Regions from separate parts of the Homo sapiens genome. Here regions 2, 3, 4, 5, 6 and 7 are each linked to region 1. A link is a contact called in ENCODE Hi-C or POLR2A ChIA-PET data. All regions are on one chromosome and are shown on one strand. The core of a region is the stretch at or near the end of the contact, and the rest is flanking DNA. Distances in the headings are between cores, read along the strand shown.

Region 1 (3,416 bases), core at 263-2,762:
TAGCTTCAAACTCTTGAGCTCAAGTAATCCTCCTGCCTCAGCTTCCCAAGTGGCTGGGACAACATTCATAAAAGGTCTATGAATATATCCCACAAGGTGTCTAGCACAACACAGCAAAAACTTAATGCTTAGTTAATATTCTGTGGCCAACATTCATCAGTAAATTTTTTTGAGACAGGTCTCTCAAGGTCTCTCACTGTGTCGCCCAGGTTGGAGTTCACTGGCCTGATTTTGGCTCAGTGCAACCTCCGCCTCTGAGACTCAAGTGATCCTCCAACCTCAGCCTCCCAAGTAACTGGGACTACAAGCATGCGCCACCCTGCCCAGCTAATTTTTGCATTTTAGTGATGGGGTTTCCCCATGTTGCCCAGGCTGGTCTCCAACTCCTGAACTCAAGCAATCTGCCTGCCTCGGCCTCTCAAAGTGTTGGGATTACAGGTGTGAGCCACCATGCCCAGCCTCATCAGTAAATTTTCTATGAACAGAACAGATAAGCCACATATTCTAAGTGAGAGAAAAGGGAATATGTATCTACCTAAGGATAAATACCCTAGAATCTGCTTTTCCTGTTTATATCAAAAGCAATTTTAAAAGTCTCTACCCTGAAGATATACTTATGTTTCAGTACATAGGAGACAGAACACAGGATTAGAACATTCTGTACTTTTAAATAATTATCGCTAGTTCCTATCAACTCACCCTGTTGATCAGCATCAGCAGTTCGTGAAACAAGTGCACTGACAGCAGGAAAGGTGATGCTAGACATGGCTGCTACTGCCCCAGCAGCCCACATCATCCTATAAGGAGAGCAGCAAAACAAAAACAGTAAATTCTTCTCCACTGTACCTGAAAGTCAAACTACATAATTAAGTAATTCTTACTGTGAAATGGCTGTAGAGAAAAGGAGAACTGAACTTGCTTACTAGGTGACTATGGGCAAGTCGCTTAACAATCTGACCCTGTATACAAAGACAGCAACTTAATTCACAAGAGTGCTGTGAGGGTGTAATGTAAAATAGGGATATCATGTTCCAAACTGTAAAATGTGCTGGGTATTATTTCTACAGGCAATTGAGAGGTTATATTGAGGATAATGTATAATATAGATGACGAAACATCATCAAATATTTCCAAACACATGAAGCCAACAAGTCTTTGGCAAAGTTCTTATGGATGGATTTGTGAAGATATCGCTGATTTGATCTAATCCTTAAATTGTAAAGAACAAGTAACTTGGATGTTCCTGGCTTGATGTTTAAAAGAAATGTTTTAGGTAATTTCAATTGTGAGCACCTCTTTGCAAAGGCTAGTTTGGAGAACAAATCATCACCCTCTTGATGCTTGCTTATATCCAAGTCCAAACAGAGACGAGGCAGTCAGTTGTTTGAAATATTAGTGCAAACCATGGAGTTCAGTGCCATAATGCCTGAGCACAATAATACTATCTACGTGGGCAGCCTGACAACAAGCGTCACTACTCAAGTCCCCTGCAGGAAACCCGACTGGTCAGAAAAGCTGAGACACAGCATGAAGCTGGCACCAAAATAACTGGATTGTTTTCACTTCTGGTTTGCTATCAGTAATGATCACTGGTTATACAACTTTCTTTTTCCTGACCAGAAAAACAAAAAATGTAAATAACTTTCAGGGCCTTGTTGCTATGGGATTACATACTTTTTCCTAGTAACGGACTGATTTAGATTAAATGCTCCTTAAAGATTCAAAAGCTGTATAATCTCATTCAAAAATTCAGCCTGTCATTTAGCTATAAAAGGTCACCTTTTTAATCCTCAAGCCATTCTAGGAGAACATATAAATATACAAGTGGCAGACTTATATTAGACACATTTTGAAAGATAAAAAGCATAGTATGAGACAGATTACAGTCTACCCCTCAGTTGAGAAGCAAATAAAAACACAAGGGCTAACACCAAAATTAAAAATATTAACATTAAAATATTTATACTTACCAAGGTTCTGAACCAAAGCCATACCATGCCAACTGTAATATTTGAAATCCTAGACCCAGTAAAATGGTGTTCTTATTTCCAATTGACCTCATAAGTAAACTCAAGACTATGGTCTGAAAAAAAAAAAAAAAGATTTATCAGAATAAAGTTTTAAAAAGTGACTTCTTTCAATCTACACTATAAAAGGACTATTGGCACTTTTCTACAATTTGGCTGATTTTCAGCAATAATTGCCCTGAATATGTCTGAGATCACTAGTCCAGGTCACATAAGCAGATGAAAAGTCCCTCTGCTGACATAGATCCAGACTGAGAGTTAGAAAACTGAAAGATAAAACTTCCTATTCAGTACATTTCTACTGAGGACCACTTAAATCAGTAGTTGAAAATGGAAGGGTCAAAAGTTCTAACTAATGATTTGGAGATCCCCATTACATAATAGCCTTAAAGCTTGTTTAGGTCCAAGTTAGTCTAAAATGCTTATTTCCACAACTAAAGAAAAACTAACAGAACAATGATTACCCATATATTATTTACCTAAGTTAATCTGTTGTTGAAACCATGATGCCTTTTATAAACAGTAAATTAATAAGCTTGATTTGGGATAAATGCAGTATACTATACAGCAGACTTTAGAAAAACAGCCTGGATCATAATCTTGGCTTTGTGTGGCTCTCAGCAAGTCACTTCACTTTGAGCCTCACTTTTGTCTCTTTGCAAATGGGGATAACAGCACCTATTTCAAAACCTTGTCATGGGAATTAAATGAGATATATTTACATAAAGTTCTTAGAATTGTGCCTGGCAATAATCAGCGGTTAATAAACAATATTATCAGTGGGTGGGTTTTCTTGTGCCTCCTTTTTCTTTCAAAGTCAACAAAGTTCAGCAGTGATTTGGGAACATTAGAAAATTTTTTTTTGCTATTCTAACTAACGTTTTTAATATACTACATAAGATAGCTAGTAAGTCCATAGACAAGTAAAAATAATTCAGGAAATCACTATTTTATGATGGGCTGACACTTTAAAACTCATAAAATATAAGTTTTGAATTCTTTAAATTGAGATGGCCACTTAAGAATTTAATCACAAATATGCCAGTGAAAAGCAAATGATTCATTCAAGGATTTTTGAGCAATTAGAACTCACAGCTTTCTTGTCTAAGACTTTCACTTAAATCACGTGAGTATAAGACTGAGTTCCATGTAGAATTATATTCTTCGGCAACCAAACCAGAAAAGGAAACTTGCCCAGAGCCAGCAGTTAGCTGAGAAAAACTTCAACTGAAAGAAACATTTAGGCCAGGCACAGTGACTCATATCTGTAATCCCAGCACTTTGGGGAACTGAGATGGAAGGACTGCTTGAACCCAGGAGTTTGAGACCAGCCTGGACAACATAAAGAGACCACATCTCTACAAAAAATTGAAAAATTAGCCAGGCTGG
Region 2 (3,103 bases), core at 278-2,777, 270 kb before region 1:
GTTCAAATTCTGTCAATTTTCTCTGAACTTCTCCCCAGGCACCTGAGTCTTAAAAAATTGATATTGTTACTCGTATCATTGGGGGGGAAATGAATAAAACTGCCATAAAAGTGCATAGTGTTTCCTCGTCAAAGAACAAGCTGAATGGCCAAGAGAAAAAAAAACAAAACATAAACTTACTTTTCATAGACCAGCTCCTCATCGATGGAGAAATAGTGGGTATTTACTGTGCTTTTTGGTCTATTCCTTAAAGTAGCAAAATATAACCGATCTGAAAGACAAGTTTAAAAGACAGAAAAAACATATGAGAAGTAGAGAAGTGGAAGTGAAGGTGGGTGGTAACATACGAAGGATCACAATTTAAAGACCCCATTAACACGTGGAATTCTTGCAGAAACCTCATCCCTCCCAGAAAGCTAGAGACTCAAGAGCACAACAGTTAGGCAAGAGGAGGACCTGACCGAGGAACTCAGCGGGGCTCAGAGCACCCACATTTCCCTTGTTTCAGGCCAGCAGAGTAGGCAGGAGCTGGGGGTACCCGCAGAACTGGAGGTGCAAGTTTGGTTCCCAAATCTCCAGACCTCAGCAGCTGCGAGAAGGGGAAGAAAGAGGTGAGCCTCCCGACGCAGCTTCGGAGATTTGAAAAAGAGGAAGGGAGAGAGACTTGGGGGGTGTGGTTGGGGGTGTCCCGAAAACCGAAGCCTGCGATGGTGGAGTAAAGGTGACCGGTGAGCATCCGGAGCAGGCTCCCCATGAGCTGCTGAGTGCCGGAGTACGGGCAGAAGCCGGTGCTGTCCCATTACGAGGCCGAGAGGCCATCCGAGGGAGCTGCAGAGGGAGCAAGGGACACAAGAAAGAGAAGCCGGAAGCAGGGGGTCCTCGGAGAAAGGAGAGTCCCTAGAGGGGACGAGAGCGCGCGCAGCGGCTGCAGGACACTGGCAGCCTCAGGAGAAGGTGGGGACAGTGGCGCGGGAAGTGAAGAGTTGGGGGCAAGAAAGCGTTGGAAGATGCGGGGCGGCTGCTCCTCACCTTTCATGAACTCACAAGCCCCGATTAGTTCCCCTGACTCCGCTGCCATCTTAAGCGAGATACGCACGGGGGAGGGCTGGGTCGTGGCCAGCTGAAGTCACTCGCCCCCGGGGGCTTCCCCACTGCCCAGGAGCCAGGAAGCTCACAGTCCCGAACAACAAGCCTGGCCGAGGGAGGCAGCAGGCGCCGAAGGCGGAGGCGGCTTCGGGGTCAGCGCGCCGGGCGCCCCGGGGACATTCCGAGGGGAACCCGAGCTCGCTCCGCGCGGGGCGCTCACGCCCCTGGCTGTGGCCGCTCCTATTTGGACTCGGCTGCTGCAGCTGCTGCTCCGCCGCCGCCGCGCCTGGGAAACGCAGACCAGCTCTCAGGGCAGGGCAAAGTCTTCCCCCGGCTTCCAAAGTGATCATGGAGGAGGAGACTTCTGGTCCCGATCGCGCCCGTGGCTACTCGAGCGGCAGCCGGGAGGACTTCAGTGCCCGCGGGCTGGCAGCAGCTGCTCCGGATCCTCCTTCGCCACCTCCTTTCAGCAGTTACTCTTCCTCCTCCTCCTCCCCCTGGGTCCGCCCCCAGACCTTCCTCCCCGCCCTCCCTCAGCCCCCTCCACTTTCACGACTCCGCGGCCATCCCTTAAAGGGACAGCCCCGCTCCTTTCTCCGCAGCAGCCCCAGTTACCAGGCGCCCCGCGGGTCACTAGGAGCCGGTTGCTAAGGCTTTGTTGCCGTCCACCAATTGCTGTTCAGGAAACGGGGCCCTCGGCCCAGGGGAGCGGGCGGGGCCTGTAGGCCAGAAACTTATGAATGAAACGGCGGGGTTGAGAGTGGACATCGCCAAAGGCGCTGTCGCGGCCTCGGAGGCTAGGATGTGCTGGCGCCCCCTTTCTTTTCTGCACCCTCTAAGTCTTGTCCCACTCCAGATTTCTTTTCTCTCTCTCTCTCATTCTCTTTCTTTCTCGCCCACTCACCCATGCTCTTCTAAACTCTTGTAGGGCGCGCGCGCGCGCACACACACACACACACACACACACACACACTCGTAAAAACCTCAGATCTCCGTGCCCTGCCTCGCCTCTAGCTAACATTTCAGCCACCCCCCACGCCCAACACTGAGGGGGTCTGCATCTTTATAAAAAATACAATTGAAAAAGAAGCACCAGCTCCTAGCTCACAGTACATGTATTGGTTTCCTCTACACATACCAGACTCTGATATAACTTGTACTTTGTTCTCACGGGACAAAAAGTTTCCCATCTGGTTCTCCACGCCCTCTCATCTGGGCCGCCAATGTGAGCGCAAAAGCATCACAGATGCCTAATCTTTACAGTGCTCCGGTCCCGGAGGGGCGGGGCGAGACCGCTGAGCCAGCCTGGGCGGGCGCGGAGGGAACAGGAGAGAGAGGAGAGTCCACTGGTCCAAGGAGGAAGGTTAACACAAAGGAATTTCTTTACATAGTCTCAGCTGAAGCGCTCCAGGCAGGAGTCCCGCTAAAAGAGGCCATTGACTTGTCTCTGCGAGGCTCTACGTACTGTTTGAACAACTTGAACGCTGGGCGTCCTAAGGCTGTACCTAATCAGAGTGCAGTCCCTTCCATACGAAAATGGCGCTACAGACCGACTATCCGAAGAGCATGCGCTCTGAGAGGTCTCTCCAGAAACAGCAAGAAACTTGTGGCGGCGTTTTCCTTCGCAGTCGCTTGTTGACCTCTAGGGAGAAAGGGGGCGCACCCGTGCAGAGCTGACTGAGGGAACCAGCCCTTCGAGGGCCAATTGCAGGTTTTGTTTGTGGTTTTTTTTTTTTTAATGTGTGTTTTGTTTTAGACAGGGTCTCGCTCTGTCACCCAGGCCGGAGTGCGGTGGCTCAATCTCTGCTCACTGCAATCTCCACCTCCCGAGTACAAGCGATTCTCGTGCCTCATTCTCCCAAATAGTTGGATCTACAGGCGTGCGCCACCACACCCGGCTAATTTTTGTATTTTTTGTAGAGACCGGGTTTTGCCATGTTGGCCAGGCTCGTCTCCAGTTCCTGAGCACAAGCAATCCGCCCTGCCTTGGCCTGCCACAGCGCTGGGATTACAGGCT
Region 3 (3,266 bases), core at 767-3,266, 390 kb before region 1:
AGGGCTCCCTGGCACAGCATGACAAGATGTTGAAAAGTGTTCTATTTATACCAAGTCAAACACCAATTGCTTTATAGTTCCAGGCATTTTCTGAAAGCCCTATAGAACATCGATAATCACATACTGGACTATCACAACGTTGCTGTATTTTAGATTATTATTTGTGGTAGAGAATTTCAAGAATTCATAGCCATCTCTTTTATCAACCACAAAGTGAAATGCAGATATTGAAATGTAATCCCCAGCAAATTGGTTTCTAGTTTATCTCTGTATAAAATACTTTACGTTGAGGCATGACATATTCATTCCCTTTTCAGTAGCCACCAAAGTTCATTTGACATAGGATAAGATTCTTTCTCCTTCCTTCTTTTAGTTCAATTAAAAGACTGAGTGCTGCTTGAATTCCCAGAAAACTAAGCTGACTTAATTAGGGCAGATGTCAAAATAATTAATAAGCCTATAGTAGATAAGTATGCTGTGAAAAGCAATACAGCTGTAATTAAACCAAAGGTGTAATCCTTATAAAAGAATCCTACGTGTGTGTGCAAGTGGAAGAAAATGAAATAACAATCTCAAAAAGATATTACCACATGTAAATGTGACTATCCTATACAAGAACTGACTTCAATGTTAAAGGTTCTGATTTAAAATAAAAACATCTACAATACAGACTGGGTACGGTGGCTCACACCTGTAATCCCCGCACTTTGGGAGGCTGAGGCAGGTGGATGACCTGAGGTCAGGAGTTCAAGACCAGCCTGGCCAACATTCTCCTGAGGTTAGGAGTTCAAGACCAGTTCTGGCCAGCAGAACCCCATCTCTACTAAAAATATAAAAAATTAGCCAGGAGTGGTGGTGGGCACCTGTAATTCCAGATACTTGGGAGGCTGAGGCAGGAGAATTGATTGAACCTGGGAGGCAGAGGCTGCAGTGAGCTGAGATCGCACCATTGCACTCCAGCCTGGGTGACAGAGCGAGACTCTTTGTCTCAAAAAAAAAAAAAAAGAAAAGAAAAGAAAAGAAATTTGCAATATAAAATAAATACATATATTTTTTAAAAGGTAAACATTCACAGGTCAAGGATATAGAGAAAATATCTGTAATAAGAATGTTTAACACCAGAGAGTTTTCTTTGCACAAGGTCTCTCAGGTGAGAAATACTATCAAGAAACACACTGAGTTTTAATGAAAGCTTTGCAGTTCTTCTCCTTTGAATGTGTCAATCCAAGATACGGATGGCTAATCCACAGATAAACTCTACGACGTAGTAATAATAAAACTACTTGAACTAAGAAATAAGGCCAAATTAATCTCAGGAAAAAATACAATTTTTATGGCACAAAACTAAAGTTTGAAAGAGAAGATAGGATTATCTCCTGCTAAACGTTGATATAAACGTTCCCATTAGCTCTCAAGTTCTATTGCTGTTTAAAATACGTGACATGTGGGCTTTTTCTTGGACCTGGGCAATACTGAACAAAATGCAATGGAAAAGCAAACAGGGTGCAAATGAATCACATGGGGACAAGCCAACACACTGGCACCCCACTGTGGCCTGAAAGCAGCACCCACAAATGAGCCAGCAAGTGACACCTTCCTAACAGACTCCACGCCAGAGACAAGATATCCCACAAAGCCAGGGCCCATCCTGCTAGCTAATGGGGAGGGTGGGGAGGGAGAGCTCTGCCCACCCAGGAGGAGGGAGCCTGGCATGGGGAGCCCTGCTCCAAACCCAGGCCACGTGCTGCTCATTTCCATCTCTCTGGGTCTCTGGGAAACCGCAGCTTCCCATTTTTGCTCACATGTTCACAAAGTACCTCCACCTACTCAAATCTTAAACATAGAAACAAGGGCCTACAAAACGGCATTTTAATTTCTGTCAGAACCAAAGCCATACTCGTCTGAATAAGTCAGTTACAGCAGCACTAGGCACATGAAAAGAACAGCACCCTCCCCAACACCTACTAGATGATTAGCATAAAATGAGAGGGAAACCGGGTCTAGACCCAAAACCATAAGCACAGCACCACCCAGCGACACTAGGAGGAGCTGCACATGAGGAACTCGAGGCTCCAGCCCAGGGCGGCCCTAGTGATTTCTCCTCGCTGAAATCAAAGACCCAGTAAAATATCTGGAATATTTCCAGTATTATCCATACCGAAAGATCTGGAATGGAGTGGATTTTAAGCCTCCTCGAAGTCAAACAAGCTTAGAGCAAATGGCATGTCATATTTTCTGAGTAGCTGACATGGGGTTGCCAGATAAAATACAGAATGCATGTTCCCTGCAATATTTGGGACATATTTATACTTTTTGTTTTAAAAGTATTCATTGTTTATCTAACTTTCAAATTTAATTAGGCAGCCTGTATTTTTATTTGCTAAATCTGGCAATCCTAAACCTTCTATAGTCTGAACAATTCCTGCCCCAAAGTATCCACCCCCAGAGATCAGAGATTTTTGCAAAACAAACTCTTTAAGTTTATTCCATGAGGCAGCATCACATCAGCAGCATTGTAAGCTAGCGGATTGCCCCTAGCAACAGGCATGGAAGACGCTCTGCTCCATGAAGCCAAAGACTAGGAGGGGAGGGAAAAGCAGAGACTGGAATGGGGGTCCAGATAACTGGGTCATAAAACAGAACCACGACAGTGCAAGAGGATGGAGAAGAGATGGGCAATTCTGAAAAAAAACAAAGGAGAGAGGAAAACTAACAACCCTTGTCTCTTGAGAATTTTACCTGTTTAAAGGTGTTCCTGCAGCCTAAAGACACTGCTACTGTGTTTCCCCTCATTGTGGCACGTGGGCCTGGAAAGGTAAGGTCTGAAAAACTGGCATATCAAGAAAGCCACACCACCACCAATTGTCCACACCCAAGCAATCGTTTCTTTAAGAAGGGGTTATTAAAATGAGTTTGTGTCCCAGTTGTCTGAAATTTAAAACCTCATTGTTTTTCTAAGACACTAAACAGGTTTTGTTTTATGTTATTTGCTCTTCCTTGGCCCGCCCCTTCGATAAGCACAGCCACCACCACCGAGGCCTTGCACACACCTTTGCAGTGAACGGCGATGGCCCCTTCGGTGTTCTCACAGATGTTCAGGAACCTTCGCACGATGTTGTCACTGGGTGTGCTGCCATCTATGAAGAAGAGGTCATAGTGCTCGAAGCCAGCGTCTGTGAAGCGCTTTGCCTCATAAATCTTTTTGTTTAGCCTCACAACTGCAGTCACATTATGCTTTTTGAAATAAGGAAAGTAGGCTTCAGGGG
Region 4 (3,330 bases), core at 658-3,157, 310 kb before region 1:
AGCAGCTTTTTCTATCTTATACATTGACTACAACACACAGAAAATCCCTGCTTTTAGAACCTCTTTAAAAAAGGTAAATAGAGCTCAACTATGTACTTTTCTTGATCCTGCTATTGTCTACAAATTAAAAAAAAACTCTTCCATCTCTGAAGCCCGTTCTAAGATGAAACTGCAACACTCTGGCTTTACCATGTAACCACAGAAAGTGTATCCCTCCAATGAGCCAGGAAATCTTCACTCCAAGTCAGGCATTTCTTTTATAACCAAAAATCATATATATATATACACATATATATATATTTTTTTTTTTTGAGACAGATTCTCGCTTTGTCACCCAGGCTGGAGTGCAGTGGCGCAACCTCGGCTCACTGCAACCTCCGCCTCCCAGGTTCAAGCCATTCTCTTGCCTCCCATGCAGCTGGGACTACAGGCACCCACAACCACGCCCGGCTAATTTTTGTATTTTTAGTAGAGACAGAGTTTCACCATGTTGGCCAGGCTGGTCTCGAACTCCTAGAATCACATTATCTGAAAATGGCTGTACCCTTTTATCTTTTACCTTTTTTTTTTTTTTTTTTTTTTGAGACAGGGTCTTGCTCTGTCACCCAGCACCCAGGCTGGAGCGCAGTGGCATGATCTGGCTCACTGCAGCCTTGACCTCTCAGCCTCAATCGATCCTCTCACCTCGGCCTCCTGAGTAGCTGGGACCACAGGCACATGCCACCATGCCTGGCAAATATTTGTATTTTTCGTAGAGGTGAGGTCTTACCATGTTGTCCAGGCTGGTCTCGAACTCCTGGGCTTAAGTGATCCACCTGCCTTGGCCTCCCAAAGTGCTGAGATTACAGGCATGAGCCACAACACCCAGCCAGTAGTGCCCTTTTTATTAAACTTTTAAAAATTAGTATGTAAGGCCAGGTGTGATGGCTCATGCCTGTAATTCCAACACTTTGAGAGGCCAAAGCAGGAGAATCACTTAGGGCTGGGAATTTGAGACTAGCCCAGGCAACATAGTAAGACCTCATCTCTACAAAAAGACTGGATAGGAGTATCACTTAAGCTCAGGAGATGGAGGCTGCAGTGAGCCATGATCACACCACAGCAGTACAGCCTGGGCAACAGAACAAGAATTTGTCTCAAAAACAAACAAACAAAAATCAAACAAAAAAAATTAGTATTTGACTCAAAGAAAGTATCTTATTGCCAATGCCCTTATTTCCTGACAGGTTTATACAAATACTCCTATGAAATAAAGAGAGAACAAAGGCACAGCATTTAATTCAGCTCAGTTGAGTTGATGCATTGAAGTTACCTAGGGATGTAAAGGTTACAACCAATGGTGCTGACACTTGATTCTTTGCTTTCTCAATTTGGAACTACTGACTGCCTGAACATTGCCTTTTTCTGTTTTATTTCATTGTCTCATTGTCTGTTGGGTGGTTGGTTGGTTTTGCCACTTATTTGTTCCCCATCAATAAGTTATGTTTGATTTACCAAAAAGGAAATAAAGGCTCTTCAGACCTAAGCATCTCCTATCATCTCTGAATTGCAAATATCTAAATACTGCCTTACACAGGCCAGGCTCTCAATAAACATGAGTCAGACTGAGCATAGGGACTCGACGCTCTTATGGCTCCCAGCCTCTCCCTATTTACATTTCCTAATTCCCTAAAATACCTGTGGGGAAGAAAATATCAACAGTCTATCTTCAAGTCTGGATTATCATTTTTGATGCTCTTTTCTACTAAGAATTTAGGTTTTATGACAAACTACTGCTATTGGTTAATAATGTGAAACTGTATTTATTTTACAAATCTACTTGCTGAAAGGGACAAGTTATAGTGCTGTTCTTTCATCACTGATGCTTATTTCTTCCTTGGGTTTTTTTGGAGGGGGTTGGGGGGAGTAGAATCTTTTGTGTTTACTTGGTTTCGTTTTTTCTCTCTCGCATTCTAAAGTATATAGAATACAGAGACTTATCCTGGAACATGAGCCATAAAACTAAAGGACAGAACTCTGAGGAAGACTTTCTTTTCACTGTATAGCTATAAATATTATTTAAGTAAATATAATACAAATTAACACTTTAAAGATTTTAGAAGAATGCTTAAACTTTATAAGCTTTCATAAATTACATCAGATAGAGAATGATCTTCACAAAATCTTCCTAGAAACTTTATTTTAAAATATTTCCTATGAGAAACTCCCCACAGGAAGCAAACATAACTGACTTCTTTTTAGAGCTTTCTGCCTGATTTTTAGGAAAATGTTTAAAGCTGCTAGCATTTACTTTGCTTAGGTATTTTTGGAATTCAGTTTCCTCGGTTAAGTTTCAAAAGCACACCAGCCAAGAAATGATTTCCTGCTTAGCGAAGCTTGGCCAGCATCTCCGAGGTCAAATCACTGAGAGGTGAGTTCTCTCACTCGAGGAATCAAAACGAATTCAAAGTTAATGAGAGCAGAGAAAAATCTACTAATCTCAAAATTAGACCTTGTCCTAATTTCCTAATTAATTTTCTAATTAATCTCAAATTTGCTAATATCAAAATTAGGCCTTTTGCTAATGTCTTTCCTTTTCACAACTGGGCCTCCCTCTTATGGTCATCCTGGCCCACAGTTTTCTACCAGTGATGCTGTTCAACAGAGAAGATACTTTGGTATTGGAATAAAAATTTGAGGGGTAACAAAATATTTTGTCCGTTGTTTAGCTGATGTTTTATATGAGTGGGCTGATTTAAAAAAAAAAAACTCTTTAATGTTTTTTCCTCTCAAATTTTAAGCATGTCCCCCACTTAAAAAATACTATTACATAATCAAAGCACCCTAGAAGAAGCAATACTAACACCCAGTGGAGACATCGATGATTGAAGTACCTTCTATGGAACATTAACTTCTCTTTTGAGATCTTTCATGGAAGAACTTTACCATGCAGACAAAGTCACAGTTTGGAGACAATAGGACAGGACTCTATGTATGAGCCCAGTCAATGTTTTCTCAGATTCTGCCCTAATATCAGGAGAATATCATGCCTCTAAATTGGACAGTGGCCTCTTCCTTACTCTGGTCTGTCTCCTCTGTAGCTGGGACCACAGGAAGGTGTCACCATGCCTGGCTAATTTTTGTATTTTTAGTAGAGATGGGGTTTCACTATGTTGGCTAGGCTGGTCTTGAACTCCTGACCTCAAGTGATCTGCTCACCCCAGCCTCCCAAAGTGCAGGGATTACAAAGCAAATATGATGAGTGGGCCCTTCAAGGAGAACACTTGCAAGGTTACATCATAGCCACAGGCTTTCAATGAGCTACCTGCTCTATTACAGATTATTTTCTGC
Region 5 (3,061 bases), core at 307-2,806, 270 kb after region 1:
ATAGCTCACCTTTTCAATTGATTCAGATCTTTGCTCATATTAACTCCTCAGGTGATTACATATTATTGTGATTTGTATGGGTATATAGTTGGCAAAAGATAATGTTAAAAATTTACCAACGCTTGGGCAGAAATGGTGGCTCACACCTGTAATCCTAGCAGTTCGGGGAGCTGAGCTGGGCAGAATGCCTGAGCTCAGGAGTTGGAGACCAGCCTGGGCAACATGGTGGAACTTGGTCTCTACAAAAATACAAAAATTAGCTGGGCTTGGTGGCGCATGCCTGTAGTCCCAGCTACTTGGGGGACTGAGGTGGGAGGATTGCACCTGTGGTCCCAGCTACTTGTGGGGCTGAGGTGGGAGAATCACTTGAGCTTGGGAGATAGAGGCTACAGGGAGCTGTGTTTATGCCACTGCACTCCATCCTGTGTGACAGAGTGAGACCCTATCTCAGAAAAAAAAAAAAAAAAAAGAAAGAAAGAAATTTACCAACCCTCCAAGACTAGCCAACTATTGGACCATTGTCATTTATATAAAACAAACACAACCATTTTAGATTTGATGAGGCACTTTCAAACTCTTTGGCCCATCTATTAGCAAAAGGGAATGTTATATTACCTAGAAAAAGAACGTAGCTGGGCACAGAGGGTCGTGCCTGTAATCCCAGCACTTTGGGAGGTTGAGGTGGGAGGATAGCTTGAGTCCAGGAGTTTGAGACCAACCTGGGCAATATAGTGAGACCTTGTCTATGAAAAAAAGAAAACCTAAACATATAAGGAACTTTCACTTTTGTAACACCAAACTGCCTTTGTAGAATATCTCAGGATTAAACAAATTCGAACAGTGCCAGTTATTAACCCCTTTGGATATGGACTAATTAAGAAGATATGAGACAATCAGAAAAGGTCTTATTAAGATTTCTCGGTTTATACATAAACTCAGATAATAAAACCTCTCTCGTAATACAACTTTGGAGCACTCAATTCTGTTGAGTTATCTCCTCTTTTATTAATGCCAGATCTAGTCACTCTGACTGGGTAATGCTAACTATGGAATTCTGTACAGTGTACGTGTGAATATATGCACTGTATATATATGTGAGGCATGCCTATATGGTGTTAAGCCTTTATCCTTAATGTCTCTCATTTGTGGAAATAATATTCCTTCTTTTATTTGACACTTATTTTCCCCTGGGATTTCCCCAGTGGTATCAACTCTGAACTAGGCAGGCTTCACAGCAGACCAAGTATGACATTGTTTTAATTAACGCCACTCTGAAATATTTGGCTGTGAGTACTTGATAAGGGAAGGCTTCATAAGTATTTCAGGAGGTCTCATTCTCCCGCCTTAAGACCCTTACTACTCTTCTAGGAATTGGGGGAGGAATACAGTGAACTGTCTATGTCCTCACTCTTCAGTGGTAATACTTTATGGGTAGTGCTTCAGGGATGAGTGTGTGGAAAGATTCTAGTTACCTCCCCCTTTCCTTCCAGCAGTCAGACAGAAAGGAAAACGTGGGTGGCCATATAGGGAGATAAACTTGCTCTTCCATGCCCTCAGTTACACGTAACACTTAAAATTTCTTGGCATCTACTGCCACCGTGTGGTTATTTACATTTACTGACTTTAATGTGTTTCCCTTTTAAGGCTGGTCCGAAACAAAAATACAAGGAATTCTAGTTTGTTTTAGTATCCTTCAGCCTCAGATTGTTCCCAAGTCCCTCTAGGTTCTCTGTGCTCTTACACTGACGAGAAGATTCCACTACTAAATACTTTCTTCTTCTCTTATGTTACGCTCTACTAAAGCATGCTGCTGATACTCCAGTGACTTTCAGAGTTTTTGATGAACCAGTTTGAGGCAGAAAGATTCTAAAATGGGCTCCATATGTCCCTGTCCCTGATATTATGGCTTATGTAATCCCTTCACAGGAGTGTGGATGAGACCTGTGACTAGCTTTTAACCAACAGAATATGGCTGAGGTGATGGGATGTCACACTGCAATTACACTGGACAGTATTGTAACTTCTGTATTGCTAACAGACTCTCTTTTTTAGTTTTATTTTTTAATTTTTGTGGGTATAGTAGGTGTATATATTTATGGGGTACATGAGATGTTTTGATTACAGGCATGAAATGTGATATAACCACATCATGGAGAATAGGGTATCCATCCCCTCAAGCATTTATTCTTTGAGTAACAAACAATCCATTTACACTCTTTGAGTTATTTTAAGATGTGCAATTAAGTTATTATTAACTATAGTCACTCTGTTGTGCGATAGCACAACAGATAAATGATAAAATAGGTAAATGATAAAATAGGTCTTATTCATTCTTTCTATTTTCTTGTACCCATTAACCATTCCCACCTTCTCCCTGCCCCACACACTATCCTTCCCAACCTCTGGTAACTGTCCTTTTACTTTCTATGTCCATGAGTTCAACTGTTTTAATTTTTATATCACACAAATAAGTGAGAACATGCAGTGTTTGTCTTTGTGTGCCTGGCTTATTTCACTTAGTAAAATGATCTCCGGTTCCATCTGTGTTGTAGTAAGTGATGGGATCTTATTCTTTTTATGGCTGAATAGTATTCCATTGTGTATATGTATAACATATTCTTTATCCATTCATCTGTTGGTGGACACTTAGTTTGTCCAAATCTTAGCTATTGTAAACAGTGCTGCAGCAAACATAGGGGTGCAGATATCTCTTCAATATACTGACTTCATTTCTTTTGGGTATACCCAGCAATGGGATTGCTGGATCATATAGTAACTCAATTTTTAGTTTTTTGAGGAACCACCAAACTGTTCTCCATAGTGGTTGCGCTAATTTACATGCTAGCAGACTCTCTTGATCGCCTTCTGGGTTTGCATGCATGAAGCAAGCAGCCATGCTAGGGAGACTCAGTGAAAAGAAACTGAGGGTGGCTGCTGGCTGTCAGCTGCAAGAAATTGAGGCTCTCAGTCCAACAAAACACAGGGAATTGTAACAACCACATGAACTTGGAAGCAGATCATCCTCTTCGGTTGAGCTTTCAGATGAGATCACAGCCTTGGC
Region 6 (3,520 bases), core at 678-3,177, 370 kb before region 1:
GAATACTGACTTTACTGGAGCTAATAAAATGTATGAATTCAGCTATTCCACAAGTTCACCAAATATCATACTCACTAGAACAGGGCAAACAGCAAGAGAAATCTGACAGGAAATGACTGGGCCCACAGATTGTCAGAAAAGAGTTCCTTTATTCATTTATTCCTTAAACATTTAAGAAATTAAGAAACTAAAAATTAAGAAATACCTACCACCTGCCAATCACAATAGTGGTTTTCTATTTTATAGGCTTTATAATAGAACAGATAAATCATTCTCAAAAAAAAGAAGTTGTTTGACAACATCAAGTCTTCACCAAAACTGACTGCTCCCCTCCCATCACCTAGATGGTTGTTGTCAAGGTGAAACCATGACTACCTTCTTGTCAGATTTTTGTTTGTTTGGCTGGTTGGTTTCCAAGAATAAAATTGCACTGTCTGCTTCAGGTTTTTCAAGATTTTTTTCAACTAACCCTCAGCATCACCATTAAAGTTAGACAGAGAGGAAGGAAGGAAGGAATAAATAAAACATCCACAAGTTTTCTCCTTGAATTGTTCCTTCTTCTCTCTCACCGCTTCCAACCCCCTCCTGCCTCCATCTCTCCTTTAATTGAAATGGCTTTAGTGTTTGGCTGTATATTTAATAATTAATACAATGGGCCATTTGCATTCTTCATGTTCATATACATGGGGCAGAGATCCAGGTTTTGGTGGGGTCTGAAACTCACCTAATTTGAGGGTCCATCTTAGAGTAAAAAATTATTAACACAAAATTGGGTATAGGACTGTAAAAGGTGCCCATACAAGTTGAGGGGGTGAGGCTCTCTAAAATTTAAGCTTCATTAGCTTCAAAGTAAGTCACCTCTGGTCATATAATGTAGACACCTAGATGTGTGGGCTAGGGAGTGTCTTACTATTGTTTGTTTTATTACAAAGATGGATTTTATTAAAGCACTCTTCCATATCCTTTCTCTTCAACAAACATTATAGAAATCATTCCAAGATAAGTGGTATAGCTCAATTCATTTTTTAAAATGACTGCATAACATTCAGTGATTCAGATGTACTACAAGTTATCTGACCTTCTTTCTTATAAGTACATATTCCCTTTGTTTCTAACTTGGGGATTTTAGAGGGGAATCTTACTTTGTCACTACTAAAATGCTTTTATGGTATTAAAAAAAACTCTCTTTGGGTTTTTTTCATAAATTGCATTAAATGTATTAATTTTGGGAAAAGTAGCAGCTTTATGATGTTAAGTCTTTCTATCCAAGAACAAAGTATATGTTTTTCTATTTGGTCATAATTCCATCCACAGGGAATTTGCAACCTAATAAGGAAAATTAGGCTTGTACACAAATAGCCATGATATAAGAAAAATGGAAAGTACAAATTGTAACACATGAAATTGAAGGCAGGGAAGAAGAGTACTCCAGAGGTGAGATGTAATCTGTGCAGGATTTTAACACAAACGAAATGGAGGAGCGGGAGGTTAAAAGGATGGGAATCTGGGAAAAAGCAACCTCAGCCAAGCAACAGGGATATTCAAGAAACAGTAACTAAGCAGTTTGAGGAGCTGGAACACAGAGTACGTACAGTGAAGTAACAGGAGATGGGGCTAGAAGGGTAGGCTGGAGCTCATCACAGCTAAGAATGCCAGGACAGGAGAGTTTATCCACATTTCAGCAGGGCAATGGGAGAAACAGCCGGTTTGGGGCCAAGAACAAGACAAGCAAGATGAGAACTCTATTTTAGGATCACTCAGGTGTGTGTAAGGCAGCCTGGGAGGAGAAGGGCCGTGCTCAGTTAGAGAACTATTAAAATGAAAGGTCCACAGGAAAAGACGTGAGACCTGAGTCAGAGGGAAGGAAGTGAGAACAGAGAGGAAAGACAGATATAATTAATACATCCTGTGGCACCAGTAGAAGTGATCCGAATACTCACTAGGTTAGGGAGGAAAACAGCAATGTTTCTAGCCTTGAGGCTGGGTGCTCAGTAGGATGGCAATGTGGTAACACACACAAAGCAGAGGACCATGTTTGGGTAAAAGATGATCAGTTTCTTTTCAGATATGTTGCATTTAACATGGAAACAGAATATCCAAACAGCCCTATTCTAGACTAGGGCCCCAAATGTGAGGGCTGTCCTTATCTTACTAAGGATAGAGATAAATTGTATTACTCCTCTGGGGAAACCCAACGGATGAGTTCACCTTCCGAGAATGTTGAACCTACTCACATTGTACAGGCTTCTCATCTTTCAGAAAAAGTTAATGACTTCTAGACTCCTCCTTATCCTACTCTGCTTCAACATCTCCTTACAGCGCAAACCAGCTTGGAGATAGCCTTTGCCTGCATTTTGAGCAGTCAAGACATTAATCAAAAGTCTTGTAATGATGCCATGGGGAAAAAAAAATTCAGTGAACTTTTAGAACTAAGTAAATTCAGCCATATTTCAAAATAAAATTTATACAACCAAAAATATTATAAGGGGGCTTGGCATGGTGGCTCATGCCTGTAATCCCAGCACTTTGGGAGGCCGAGGCAAGAGGATCACTTGAGCTCAGGAGTTCAAGACCAGCCTGGGCAACATGGTGAAATCCTGTCTTTAAAAAAAAAAAAAAATTAGCCAGACATGGTGGCATGCACCTGTAATTCCAGCTGCTTGGGAGGCTGAGGTGGGAGGATAGCTTGAGCCTGGGGAGGCAGAGGTTGCAGTGATCCGAGATTGTGCCACTGCATTTCAGCCTGGACAAAAGAGCTAGACACCGCCTCAAAAATAAATAAATAAAAGGTACAAATTCAGTTTTATTTTAAATAAAACCTGATTTCTAAAATAAAAGTAACATAATTTTACTACCCTACTAGATTTTTCTTATAAACTAAAGGTGCAAAGTGATTGTATATAAATGAGAGAATATATATAGATATGTTGTTTTTCCAAAATAAAATTTTGGTGACTCCTGATTCAAAGGAAATAACCAAGGCTGAAAGGACAAAACTGACCACTATGGAAAACTCCAGAATGCTTTTATTTAGCACCCACTCGATTTGCAATACATGAGTGTGACAGGGGGAAAAAATTAATCAACATGAAATTATGTTTTGTAAAAAAAATTAAATGTACAAACCTCATAATGTTCATATTCATCCACATCAAATGTCTCAAAGTCAAAAAATCCATGTTGTAATCCCTAAAAGCAGAATTTGAATTAGTTTTTCCATGCTAAATTGATAAACTCTACTCATCATTTCTGGAACTCCTACTTACAGAAATGATCCTCACTAATCTGAAGAGACAGCTTGAAACCTTTGATGTTTAATGCATATCTAGAAATCTTTTTATAAAACTGGTTATATTGCATTAAGACTGTCTTACTGGAACTAAAAAAACACTTAGAATAACATGAAAAAGCCCCACAAAAGATGCCTTGATTTCTAATTTACATCAGTTTTGTATGTAAAATTATATGTATACAAAATGAAATAAAACAAATTTATAGTTAGAACCTGTTGGGAACTAGA
Region 7 (3,347 bases), core at 496-2,995, 460 kb before region 1:
GCCAGGCTCACCCACACCAGTGGCTGCGTGGCCAGCAGGAAGACGCAGCAGAGCAGCAGCACCGACAGGCCGCTGAGACGCCGCTGTGCCCGCCGCGGGTGCAGCGCGGGCGGCAGGGGCTGGGCCTGCGCCGGGTGCGCGGCGCCACCGGGGCCCGGCGCGTGCTGGGCGCCCGGGAAGGCGGCGGCGGCGGCGGCGCAGCCGGGCAACTGGTGCAGCAGGTGGAAGTTGAGCACGCTGACCCGCTTGACGCTGACACGCACGCGGCGCACGATGCCCAGGTAGCAGTGCAGCAGCAGAGCTGTCTGCGCCAGCAGCGCCGCGGCGGCCAGCAGCGCCGGGTAGTGGACTCGCGGTGGCGCGGCGCCGGGCCGCGGTGCCCAGGGCGGGAGCAGCAGCACGAGGCCCAGGGCGAGCGCCCAGGACAGCGCCAGCATGCCCGCCGTGTGGCGCCTCTGGTACAGCGCCTGGTAGGTGGCGGGCGCCCGGGTGATGAGCAGGTAGCGGTTCAGGGCCACGAGGCAGTGGGAGAGGAGGGACACCGTGAGTCCGAGGCCCAGCAGCCCACCCCGTAGCAGGCGGTAGCTGCCCCCAGCGCCGTCCCAGTCTGCGGGGGGCTCCGCAGAGCCGGTGGGCAGGAGCCCGAGCACCGCCTCCTGCGGCATCCAGAGGGCGCAGACGCTGAGGTCGGCGGCGCAGCCGTTCACGATGAAGGCGTTGCTGGTGGTCTGCAGCTTTCGGAAGGACGACACGAGATAGATGACCATGCCGTTGGCCAGCGTGCCCCCGATGGCCAGGCCCGAATACAGGAGTGACACCGGGATGCGCCGGCCCGCCCACGACTCCTCTTCCTCGCAGAGCAGCAGCAGCGAGCCACCGGTGGTGGAGGAGGTGGATGTGGAGGAGGAGTTGGTCATTCTGGCCAACTCTTCACACCTCCCTCGCTAGCGTCGGCTTCTGGCAGCGCGGTCCATCCTGACACTGTCCTGCCTGCCAGAAGGGCAAAGACATCCCTTCAGCCCTCTGCCACTGACACAAAAGGCTGAAGCAGAATAATGGGCTGGGGGAGGGGGAGAAAGGGAGCTCGAGGAGGAGGACGGGGGTGGCAGATGACAGGTGCCTGCCTCGGAAATGTCTCCAGAGCCAGGGGAAAGGCCACTTTGCATTGGATTCAGCAGGTATCGGGGAAGCCCTAGGACAGAGCAATACCTAAAACAGTCTCCTCTTCTCCCCCAACACACACACACACACACAGAGAGAGAGAGAGAGAGAGAGAGAGAGAGAGAGAGAGAGATATGTTGCCAGCTGGAGGACCTAGTTCCAGGAGAAAGCAGAGATATCCCAGCTGGGGAAAATCCCATGGGAAAGAGGTGAAGGTTACCTTGCGTTTAGGCTGGTCCTTAGCCGGTGTCTCAGGGGGAGGGATGCCGGGAAATACCTCCTCAGCAACAGCATCAGTGGTCCAGAAATCAACAGGAGAAACTCAGCTGGGATCAGTGCCAGGAGCAAGTGCCCGCTTCTCCCAAGCAGCATCCACACACATGGTCCTGGGCAGGAACTAGCAGCTGCAGGGAGACTTCTCAGCTGGTATCAGGGCTGGAGAAAGTAAAGTGGCGGGCTGCAAGCCCAGGCGGGTGGGCAGGCAGGCAGCAGCAGCAAGAATGCTTGGCTGCAAAAGCAGAAGCTGAGCTCAAGAGGAGAGCACCCTGTGCTCAGAAGCAGGAGTGGTGGCTGATGTGGTGAACCCACTCGAAGCTCTCTCCTGCTTAGTTATACATCATCCAGGGAAAAGACAGCCTTTCCACGCTTGGCATGAATTATTCAATAGCTTCCAACTTGTAAAAGGAAGAAAAATATCTTGCTCAGAAAGTCCTGTCGTTAACAAGTTTCTCTGTCTTTTCTCTCTCCCAATCACCTTATTTTTCATCCTGTTTCATTTTTCTTTCCGTCCTTTTTTTCCCTCCCTTCAATATTAGAATAAAATTTAATATACCCTAGAGTATTTCATCTCAGTCTGATGCATTTTGTGGGCAAGATTTTTCTGTGAGATAAATATATTCCCAGTACCCAGGACTGATCTCTTTATTCCCACATTTTTTAACGAGAATTACTTTATGCACTACTTGAAATTCATTTTTCTTTGGTAAAGTGGAACATAGACAATTATCCACAGAAAATCTCCATTCCTCAATTTAAATCGTACTTTCAGTGTTTTCTCATCAACAAACTCCTTTCCGGAGTTTGTTTTGTGTTTTAGTAATGAAATGGTTAGAGGGTAAAAATGAAATGGGCAAAAGATTTAAAGCAGATGTCAGTGGTACATCTAGACAATGGAATATTATTCAGTGCTAAAAAGAAATGAGCTGTCCAGCCATGAAAAGACATGAAGGAACCTTAAGTGTGTATCACTAAGTGACAGAAGCCAACTGGAAAGGACTACATACTGTATGCTACCAACTATGACATTCTTGAGAAGGCAAAACTATGGAGACAGTTAAAAAGACCAGTGGTTGCCCGAGTTAGGGGGAAAGGAGGAATGAATAGATGATCACGGAAGATTCTTAGGACAGTGGAACTACTCTGTATGATACCATAATAGTGGATCTGTGTACTTATAAATTTGCCCAAAGTGGCAGAATGTGAAACATCAGTGTAAGCCATGGACTTTGGGGAATGATGTGTCAACGTACATTCAATTGTAACAGACGAACCACTCTGGTGGGGGATTTTGATAATGGGAGAGGCTATGTATGCGAGGGGCAGGGAGTACATGGGAAATCTCTGTATCTTTCACTCAAATTTGCCATGAATCTAAAATTGCTCTAAAAAAATAAAGTCAATTTTAAAAAAATGTGTGTCAGGGGGAAAGCAAGAAACCTGAATAATCCACAGTGTGAACAAAGATGACTTTTCACTTCAGAACTTTTTGTCTTGTCTGTCTTGGAGATTTGCAGTCTGATGTTGGCATCTTCTTTGGTGCAAGTGTTCATTTATCCATTCCATGTGGGAATTTTTTCAGAAAAGGAGTTCTCTCAATTATTCACTGGAAAAGTCATGTATTTGAAAATGTAACTCAATATGGGAATATGGTAACATGGCATAATAGAAAAAAATGTTAGGTGGGGTTGCAGCACACCCAGATACTAAGCCGAGCATCCATCATGTAGCCTTGCGATGGATTATTTTCATCTTGTCAAATAAGTTCACAGTCAGTCACTTCAAAGGCCCTTTCTGTTAAAACTTTCTGTGAATCCCTATTCATGAATTTAGCATTTCTTCTCTCTAATTATGACACATGGCATATACCTCTTCTATCTAACATGCATTGCAGTTGTAGTTCTGGGTCA

The links. A loop is a pair of places that touch in the nucleus more often than their neighbours do. ChIA-PET counts read pairs that join two places held with the same protein, here RNA polymerase II (POLR2A). Pooled maps may share reads with other maps.
Region 2: a map with no recorded cell type shows a loop between it and region 1 (7-fold over the local background). The contact joins the promoter of CDC14A here to the enhancer-like site in region 1. A Hi-C loop is called at or near these places in 10 of 37 single-sample maps with no recorded cell type and 3 of 50 pooled maps. POLR2A ChIA-PET finds 5 or more read pairs at or near these places in 5 of 52 experiments (BJ, RWPE1, T-cell and 2 more).
Region 3: a loop to region 1 is called in a pooled map, with 5 times the contacts of the local background. The contact joins two enhancer-like sites. A Hi-C loop is called at or near these places in 1 of 168 maps with a recorded cell type or tissue (endothelial cell of umbilical vein), 7 of 37 single-sample maps with no recorded cell type and 10 of 50 pooled maps. POLR2A ChIA-PET finds 5 or more read pairs at or near these places in 5 of 52 experiments (GM12878, T-cell, activated CD4-positive, alpha-beta T cell and 2 more).
Region 4: a pooled map shows a loop between it and region 1 (4-fold over the local background). The contact joins two enhancer-like sites. A Hi-C loop is called at or near these places in 6 of 37 single-sample maps with no recorded cell type and 4 of 50 pooled maps. POLR2A ChIA-PET finds 5 or more read pairs at or near these places in 3 of 52 experiments (GM12878, activated T-cell and common myeloid progenitor, CD34-positive).
Region 5: a loop to region 1 is called in a map with no recorded cell type, with 7 times the contacts of the local background. The contact joins two enhancer-like sites. A Hi-C loop is called at or near these places in 14 of 37 single-sample maps with no recorded cell type and 5 of 50 pooled maps.
Region 6: a loop to region 1 is called in a pooled map, with 3 times the contacts of the local background. The contact joins two enhancer-like sites. A Hi-C loop is called at or near these places in 1 of 168 maps with a recorded cell type or tissue (endothelial cell of umbilical vein), 8 of 37 single-sample maps with no recorded cell type and 9 of 50 pooled maps. POLR2A ChIA-PET finds 5 or more read pairs at or near these places in 4 of 52 experiments (T-cell, activated CD4-positive, alpha-beta T cell, activated T-cell and 1 more).
Region 7: a pooled map shows a loop between it and region 1 (6-fold over the local background). The contact joins the promoter of GPR88 here to the enhancer-like site in region 1. A Hi-C loop is called at or near these places in 4 of 37 single-sample maps with no recorded cell type and 3 of 50 pooled maps.

Annotation. Positions count from the first base shown.
Region 1 is chr1:100,075,832-100,079,247 of GRCh38, reverse strand. SLC71A1 (solute carrier family 71 member 1) reads right to left here. Exons shown (of 12, transcript NM_033055.3): 9 at 1,971-2,083; 10 at 700-797. Among named protein-coding and RNA genes, the nearest start is that of SLC71A1, 39 kb to the right of the region's middle. RefSeq lists enhancers at 1,367-1,516, 1,527-1,576. Within about 2 kb of position 1,512, at least 2 of the 41 ENCODE cell types and tissues checked have a DNase peak (open chromatin) inside an H3K27ac peak, as active enhancers do.
Region 2 is chr1:100,350,930-100,354,032 of GRCh38, reverse strand. CDC14A (cell division cycle 14A) reads right to left here and starts at 1,527. Exons shown (of 16, transcript NM_003672.4): 1 at 1,030-1,527; 2 at 181-271. The coding sequence starts at 1,078. RefSeq lists enhancers at 401-650, 691-1,000, 2,251-2,300, 2,341-2,770 and silencers at 1,581-1,630, 1,661-1,750.
Region 3 is chr1:100,462,666-100,465,931 of GRCh38, reverse strand. It overlaps CDC14A (cell division cycle 14A), which reads right to left. Exons shown (of 16, transcript NM_003672.4): 9 at 3,051-3,266. Among named protein-coding and RNA genes, the nearest start is that of GPR88, 74 kb to the left of the region's middle. RefSeq lists enhancers at 1,795-1,884, 3,163-3,266. Within about 2 kb of position 2,016, at least 6 of the 41 ENCODE cell types and tissues checked have a DNase peak (open chromatin) inside an H3K27ac peak, as active enhancers do.
Region 4 is chr1:100,386,433-100,389,762 of GRCh38, reverse strand. All of the region lies in intron 3 of CDC14A (cell division cycle 14A), which reads right to left. Among named protein-coding and RNA genes, the nearest start is that of CDC14A, 36 kb to the right of the region's middle. Within about 2 kb of position 1,907, at least 5 of the 41 ENCODE cell types and tissues checked have a DNase peak (open chromatin) inside an H3K27ac peak, as active enhancers do.
Region 5 is chr1:99,807,371-99,810,431 of GRCh38, reverse strand. No RefSeq gene overlaps it. Among named protein-coding and RNA genes, the nearest start is that of AGL, 41 kb to the left of the region's middle. RefSeq lists an enhancer at 658-1,158. Within about 2 kb of position 1,556, at least 4 of the 41 ENCODE cell types and tissues checked have a DNase peak (open chromatin) inside an H3K27ac peak, as active enhancers do.
Region 6 is chr1:100,442,603-100,446,122 of GRCh38, reverse strand. CDC14A (cell division cycle 14A) reads right to left here. Exons shown (of 16, transcript NM_003672.4): 7 at 3,127-3,189. Among named protein-coding and RNA genes, the nearest start is that of CDC14A, 92 kb to the right of the region's middle. Within about 2 kb of position 1,927, at least 8 of the 41 ENCODE cell types and tissues checked have a DNase peak (open chromatin) inside an H3K27ac peak, as active enhancers do.
Region 7 is chr1:100,536,537-100,539,883 of GRCh38, reverse strand. It overlaps GPR88 (G protein-coupled receptor 88), which reads right to left and starts at 1,745. Exons shown (of 2, transcript NM_022049.3): 1 at 1,382-1,745; 2 at 1-990. The coding sequence starts at 917. RefSeq lists a silencer at 184-353 and enhancers at 1-471, 624-1,023, 472-1,321.